Linked DNA regions of Mus musculus: regions 2 and 3 are each linked to region 1. Evidence: chromatin loops called from intact Hi-C (ENCODE). Cell type or tissue: left cerebral cortex. All regions are shown on one strand.

The links. A loop is a pair of places that touch in the nucleus more often than their neighbours do. Peaks named below come from ENCODE experiments on the same cell type or tissue, not always from the same donor. Only the 100,000 strongest peaks of a DNase experiment are listed, where the experiment ranks them.
Region 2: a loop joins it to region 1, with 5 times the contacts of the local background. A loop is called at or near these places in 41 of 42 quality-filtered maps.
Region 3: it touches region 1 in a loop (4-fold over the local background); 4 of 42 quality-filtered maps call a loop at or near these places.

Annotation. Positions count from the first base shown.
Region 1 is chr5:117,504,315-117,506,814 of GRCm38, forward strand. It overlaps Ksr2 (kinase suppressor of ras 2), which reads left to right. Exons shown (of 20, transcript NM_001312914.1): 3 at 1,175-1,325. Among named protein-coding and RNA genes, the nearest start is that of Gm42013, 21 kb to the left of the region's middle. In left cerebral cortex, CTCF peaks have their summits at 299 (motif pointing right), 1,060 (motif pointing right) and 2,244 (motif pointing right); DNase peaks (open chromatin) are centred at 281, 1,073, 1,598 and 2,242.
Region 2 is chr5:117,940,692-117,943,191 of GRCm38, forward strand. It overlaps Nos1 (nitric oxide synthase 1, neuronal), which reads left to right. Exons shown (of 28, transcript NM_008712.3): 22 at 2,434-2,500. Among named protein-coding and RNA genes, the nearest start is that of Gm26995, 2.4 kb to the left of the region's middle. In left cerebral cortex, a CTCF peak has its summit at 1,049 (motif pointing left); a DNase peak (open chromatin) is centred at 1,078.
Region 3 is chr5:118,068,459-118,070,958 of GRCm38, forward strand. It overlaps Fbxw8 (F-box and WD-40 domain protein 8), which reads right to left. Exons shown (of 11, transcript NM_172721.2): 9 at 1,888-2,061; 10 at 147-257. Gm30466 (a long non-coding RNA gene) reads left to right here and starts at 2,057. Exons shown (of 2, transcript XR_387640.4): 1 at 2,057-2,500. In left cerebral cortex, a CTCF peak has its summit at 1,052; DNase peaks (open chromatin) are centred at 210 and 1,040; H3K27ac peaks cover 331 bases.

The DNA of each region.
Region 1 (2,500 bases):
CAAATGGCCAGAGTATTTTGTGAGAGCATCCGGGATCAAACTAGAACAGCCTTGTTCTAAACGTTCATCCTGCATCCCCTGTACAGAGTCCAGCTGAAGGAGGTTTACCTACACTGTGTTCTTACTTGTCTCTAGGTGACCCAGTTGCTACCTCCTGTCCCCGTCCTGACTTCACAGTCACTCTCGGGGTGTTGGCTTTGCCCTGTAGCTTTGTGTGTGTGTGTGCGTGTGTATGAAAAATGGAATTTATGAAATTTATAGACTCTGCTTTCCGTGAAATCTATATTTTATTGTAATACACAGTCATGGCCACAAGAGGGCAGAAGGAGCCCACTAAATTGCCTGTGCATCACCACTCATAGATTTATAAAACTTATTAAATAATAATATACTATGAGTGTATAAGGTCCTTGGCTACCATAGATAATACGAATGAAGGTTCTTATTGTATATGTAGAGACACTTGAAGGCTAGTAAAAATCAAAGCTTGATTGGCAGTCAGTGTTTGCAGATTTATTTATGACATTGTTTAAGGAGGGGACTCTTTGGAATCCTGCTTCTATCCCCAGCTCCTTTGTTTAGAGAGGTCCTTTTCCCTGTTCTATACTATTCCTCAGCTCATGGTGCTCAGTACTTTTCAAGATTCATTTCCAGCCTCAAGCTATCCATAGGTCTTCTTCTAGGGAAGCCAAGATCAGAGGCCAGCCAATGAAACTCGGATTTATGTCTAGCTGGCTTGTTCTGAGTCCCCTCCCCCGCACCCCCTCCTCCCGGCCAAATTCAGCTGAGGTATCTACTCCCAGAAGTATGAAACAGGGCCTGTCTCTCCCGGGTTTCAAACCTGGACTGTGAGTGCGGACTGTTGATCATGTACTGAGCGATCACCTACGCTCGGCACTTCCATTTGATAAGTGAGAACAAGGCCCAGACAAGTTAAATGATTTGTCCAAGTGGCAAGTGGGAGGAGGAGACTCAACCCCAGATTCAGCCAAGTTTTTGCATAGTGGAGCATCTTTCACTGGCTACCAGCAGAGGGCAGTGTGGACGCTCCCTGCTGGTTCCCTCTGCAGTTCTCCTGAGTGCCACAAGAGGGCGATTGAGAGACACCACTCCATTCCCTTGGGCAGGGCGCTTGGGTTCATGTCCAGCTGACTGCCTTTGTCCCCTCCTCTAGGAGATCTCCCCTGACCAGCTGAGCTTGGAGGACCTCCTGGAGATGACCGACGAGCAGGTGTGTGAGACCGTGGAGAAGTATGGAGCCAACCAGGAAGAGTGCGCCCGGCTCAACGCCTCACTCTCCTGCCTCAGGAATGTGCACAAATCAGGTGAGCAGTCCAGGCATTCGGGATTGTCCCCCCAGCTGGTCGGCCACTGTCCTTCAAGCTTCCTGTGCAGGCCAGCACGGAAGAGAATGGGCTCTGGATACCAAAGCCAGCTTTAGGGGCGGAGATGTCTGTGAGAGGTGGAAGTGGGCGGGGCTTGGACCTCGCCCCGCAGAGGATGGCTCAAAGTGGGTCCTGGATAATTACGGTTCAGATGTGGTAATCTTGGCTGTACAAGGGAGGCCGGCATCTTCCCCCCTCAGTCGTCCAGAAGTGGCTTTGTATGCTGAATATGTTCTGGTTATTTCTGTGCACAGACACTATACATTCTTTGTAACAGAAATCAGGTTGTAGCTGCTCCAGGGACCAGAAGTTGTTATTTTAGTATATTCTCTTGGCGCTTGGCACAATCCTTTCACACCAGTGAGTACATACTGCTCTTTCTCTCTCTCCCCCTTTCTCTCTGTCTCTGTCTCTCTCTCTCCATACAAGAGGTCCCAAGTTAAATTCTGTGACCTTTGCTTTATTATTTTACGATCTAAACATGTCATCATTTACCCCCCTGGCTCCGTCCAATCGCTTGCTCAAAACTGTGATGCAGGGTTAGAGCTGTGGCTCAGTTAACTGGTAGGATGCTTGCCTAGTAGACACAAGACTCCGGGTTTGATCCCCAGCACCTCATAAATGGGGTGTAGTGGGCATGCCTACAACCCCGGCCGGCACTTGGGAGGTTGAAGCAAGAGGAGCTGGAGCGCAAGATCATCCTTGGCTACACAGGGAGTTTGAAGCCAAAGTAGGATGCTGGAGACCATGTCTCAGAAGGAAACGGAAGGAAACCCATGGTGTGAGCTGCAGCCTGCTGAAGGTTGCTTCTGGGCTCTCTACAAATTGTTACAAATATCGGCCCTGTCATTTCAGTTCTCACCACAAGGTGGCGCCGTCGACCACAGGACCGGCCCAATCTGATGGCTGTTAATTCTTAACTCTGGTTAGTCAATATGCAACCCGCAATTACAATTTACGGAGTGACTGTGAATATGGCAGGAGGGCGGAGGACCCAGCAGTGAACCAGATAGAACAGGGTTCCAGCGCGCAGGCCTGATGACTTCCGCTCCATTTTAAGATCCCACGTTAAGAACAAGACAGTTGTGGTGGCTTAGGTTGGTCAATCTCAGGGC
Region 2 (2,500 bases), 440 kb after region 1:
TGCCTGCCAAACGCCATTTCAAGTGGCAGTCACTGCCCGGAGAAAGTCAGTTTTAGGTGCATGTCCGTTCAGAGTCCTACACTAGAGACTCTTGGTCATGAAACCTCTGTTGTGCTCTGAATGAGAAATAGAGGGCTGGAGAGTTGGTTCCATAGTTAAGAGAACTTGCTGCTCTTCCAGAGGACCTGAGTTTGGTACCCAGCACCCACATCAGACGGCTCACAACCCTCTGTTAACTCCAGCTCTGGGGAGATTGGGGATTCTGGCCTCTGCTGGCTCCTACAGTCAAGTGCACATACTTGCCTGGAGAAACATGCACACCTGTATAGAATTTAAACTAATAAAAATAAATCTTTGAATATGCACTGTCTCCCCACCCCCAGACTCCTGCAGTTTGAACACTTGGTCCCCTATTTGAGGTCATGGCACTTTTTTTTTAAGATTTATTTATTTATTTTAATACACTGTAGCTGTCTTCAGACACACTAGAAGAGGGCATCAGATCTTATTACAGATGGTTGTGAGATACCATGTGGTTGATGGGAATTGAACTCAGGACCTCTTGAAGAGCAATCAGTGCTCTTAACCACTGAGGCATCTCTCCAGCCCCTCATGGCACTTTTAATAGGCATGGCCCCCCTGGAAGAAGGAGGTATTAGGGCTGGGCCTTGAGGTCTCATAACCCAGCCGCACATCCCTGTTCATTCCTGGTGTTCATGTGTGCGCTGGGATGGCTGTCTCACATTCCTGCAGCTGCCTGTCCACCATGATTGCCTGTATCTCCTTGAAGTATAAACTGAAAGCAACCCACTTTCCTTTATGTCACTTCTGGTCAGAGACTCAGCAAGCAAGAGAAGTCAGTAACACAGCCTCCAGCAAATGGGGGCCAGTGCAGCTCAGTCCTGGAAATAGAGACCAATAAAAACACCATTCTTAGGGCCTGGAGAGGTGACTCAGTGGTTAAGAGAGCTTGCTGTCCCTGCAAAGTCTGGAATACACTTCTCAGCATCCCCATCAGGGGAGTCCCAACCATCTGTAATTCTAGCTCCAGGACTCTTGCGCCCTCTTCTGGCCTCTGCAAGACATCACACACATAGATACACATGACACAAGACGCAGACACGGACACACATGCAGACACAGATACAAGACACACAGAGGCAAGACACACACACACACACACAGACACACACAGAGACACATAATTTAAAACAAACCTTTTAAAATTATAAAAACTATCTTTTCCTCACAGGTCACACAACGCATATGGCCATCAGGGATTGTTGTACTGGCTAAAGTTTACCCTCCCCAGCTCAGATGCAAAGCCTTGTCCTAGCTGACTGGGCCTCCAGGCCTCAATGGCCTAATCTGAGAGATGGGATAATGATAGACAGCTGCTGCTGCAGACTGAGTGTCTATGGCCCCTAGAGTTCTCATATCAAAATTAAACTCCCTCAGTTAGATTTGACGTGTCACTTAACAAGGGGGTGGCATTAAAGGGTAGGGACTGGGCTGGGAGTGCAGCTTGATGGTTAGAAGGTAGAGTGTGCAGAGGGCTGGATTTGATTACTAGGACTGGCACTGTAAGAGGGGACAGAGAGAGGAAGGAAGCAAAGAAGGAAAGGAAGAGAGAGAAAGAGAAAGAGGGGAAAGGGGGAAGGAAGGAGTGGGGCTTCTGCAAGGCAACCGAGTCAGGGGCTGCGCCCTCATAGATCAGAACAACATTTTTATAGAAATTAGCCAGGAAAACTGCTTCCACCTTTTGCCATGTTAGAACAAGTAGAGCTGGTACCTGTCCAGCAGATCCTCCCATGACACCAGATCTGCCGGCCCCCCAGTCTCAAACCTCCAGAACCCGCATGCTAGATTTCTCTTGAGCAGATTAACCAGCCTTGGGTATTTCAGAATCTCCATGACCATCTCTGTTGACCAAAGACCCACTAAGAGGCAACTTAAGGCAAGAAAGGATTTCTTGGGCTTACAGTTCACAGGGTGCCGTGGTCACGACAGGGAAGGTATGACCACAGTCACATGGGGAGGCAGGGGGAGGGGGGCAGGGGCAGCTGGTCCCATTGCATCTGCAGTCAGGAAGCAGTGAACAGAAAGACCGACTGGACTGTAATATTTGATGGCCCACCCCCAATAACTCACTTCCTCCAGCGAGGCTTCACCCTCTAAAGATGCCACAACCCCCCAAAACAGCACTGCCCACCGAGAACAAAGTGTTCAAACACAAGAACGTATGGGGGGAGAGCTTGCACTTGAACCACAACTGCTAAAAACCCATCTGTTTCAAAGCCAGAAGCGCAGTGCCCCACAGTAGGTACCAAATATCCTCAGGTCAGTTCTCCATCTCCTCCTAGCCCTCCTACAGGCCCCACCAGAAATCTGGGACCTGGACTCAAGGCCCCTCTCTGTTCTCTCTTGCCACAGGGGCTTCAGGAATATGAGGAATGGAAATGGGGCAAGAACCCCACAATGGTGGAGGTGCTGGAGGAGT
Region 3 (2,500 bases), 560 kb after region 1:
AGACAGACACTCGGCATGGGCTCCAAATTTCTACAAAGCCAGGACAGTGGCCGATACCCCGAGAGGCCGGTGTGACTGGGACGGAGCAGGGACACACATGGAGCCATTTCTCAGATTGTGCAAACTCCGCCCAACCCCACACTGACCTCCTGTGACAGGCAAAGTTGTCGAGGTCGGAGTTTCGCAGCACCTTCTCGTAGGGCACGTTGGCAGTGATGAGGCTGTGGCTATTGAAGGAGAGATAGCGCACAGGGTGCCTGCGGTGGGAGGAAGAGAGCTGTAAGGTGGGAGCAGCCTTCCCCGGCTGGGCCTGGCAGAACCCTAGGCACTTTCCATTATGGAGAAGGAACTGGGCCCAGCTTCAGCTCCAAAGCAGGCGCAAGCAAGGCCTGCTCTGGCACCATGTCATTTAGCAAACACACTGCTAACCTCCTATTCTAGCTGCCTGCCTCAACAAGTTGGTGTATTTGGGATATAAGAGCATTCAGCTTGAGACAAACCTACAACATGGCTCAGAAAGCCGAAGAGCCATGGGCCAGTTCTTATCCTCAGGGTGATGGCTACAGTTGACAGCACCTGCATCTGGTGAGGCCATACTGTGACCCAGGGTACAACAGAGAGTGTAGGCTCCTAAAGATGGGTGCTTGCCCTCAGAGGCTCCACAGTAGTGGGAAGCTAGGAGCCCACCTCTGCAAGGAGGAGGACTACCACACCCAGGGGGGCTAGCTGAGACCACTAGGGAGGGAGGGGGGAGGCCTGTGGCAAGAACAGGCCCTTTGGCAAAAGCACACGAAGGAGAGGAAGCTGGTGAGGGAAGGCAGGCTCAAGACAGGGGAGCAGACAGCAGCTGCACTAGACGGAGCGTGGAACAGGCACAGGGCGCCTACGGAGAGAAGGCCTTAGTGGGGGTGTGAAGCGCAGGGGCCTCCCCTTGGTGGTGAGAAGGACAGGCACTGTCCTGGACACACAGAGAACCAACGAGAGTACTGGCTTTCAGGCAAATGCTGGTTCCAGTGTGGGACGTTTGAGCTGCCTTTTGGCACCACCTGGTGGCACCATGGTGTATCAGCAGTGAAGTTGGGGAAGGGCAAGGCCTGAGGCAGTGTGGTAGACAGGGGTTCTGATCTGATAAGAGCTGCTAGCCAAAGTATTCACCGCCCTGCCGGCCAAGAAGGAACCCAAATTTACTTTGGCTTCACAAACCCTCTCAAAGGTGCACAGACCTTCACTTAAATAAAGGCAGAGCTGTCTTGGTTTTGTATCTGGTGAAAGCTATGTTATGCTCTCAAGCTGGGCACTTCCACAGCGTCACACCCTCTCGTTCCAGAGGAGCCAGTGTTCAGCTAGGGGACTCCAGGCTGCTTCTCAAGTCACAACTGAGGCAGGCTCACATGAACAATCGCACAGCAGGGCTCCAGTCCTAGAACTCTGTGGCCTGTGCCCAGACAGGATTCTCCTCTCAACACTCCTGCTCACGCTGAGATGACCCCCCCTTAGCTGAGGCCCACTCAACTTGCACCCCAAGTGCCCTTCCTCACACTGAAGGGAGGCACAGACAGACACATTGAGTCTGGCACATGGAGGGGTTCTGCGCCAACCCATCCTCCTGTACACTGGAAATCAGTCTCCCCAAGCTGGCTCCCTCCTTTCCCTGGTAATAAAGATGAAGGCATTCATACCGTAACCTGTGCCACAGTTGTGAGGCCTTCACTGCGTCCTAAGCAGCTAGGATGCTTAGTGAGGGCTGTATTACCGAGAGAGGAGTTCAGGTCTTGGACTGGTATCTTTCCAAGCCTAGGTCACCTCTCCAGCAAAAGTGCTTTCAGGAAGGCGCAACGAGGGCACAGGTGGCCTGGAACCACAGTCTGTACACGGGAGTCAGCTTACCTGGAGTGCACTTCCCACAGCTTCTGGTTCATGCGGTAATCCCACACAGACACCAGCCCCTCCTCGCCTCCACTGACAACCTTCCAGTCATCCATCTGGACTGCGGACACCCCCAGCTGATGGGCAGACAGCGACAGGGCGATCTTATCGCTGCGGAGGTCATGGATCCTCACTCTGGAAGAAGAGCACGGGGAGAAGGGGGTAACTGAGGAAGCCTGCAAGAACCAGCACCGCAGCCCCTAGAGCGTCCTGGAGGGATTCTCCCATGGGAGTCACCTGCAACACAGAGGAGCTTTGTCTTGAGATCAGAAACAAATCTGCCAAAAAGCCAGGCAAGCTACTCCAGGGCCTGGGGTGACGTTTACCTGGAGGTTGTGCCTCCCTCACTGTCCAGGCCCTGAAGGCATCACGGAAACTTGCCTGTTTGTGGTCACCAGGCACACAAGGTACAAGGATGGGTGTTACAGTTCTGAGCCAGAAGAGCTGGATTTCAGAGCACATTTTTCCAAAAGTTTGGTAAACTTGCCCTTGGGGAGCAGCGGCCAGAGCTAAGGAGAGCTAACTTCCTTTCTACAGACGGTGTTTTATTAAGTCCCGAACTCCCTTTCTTCCC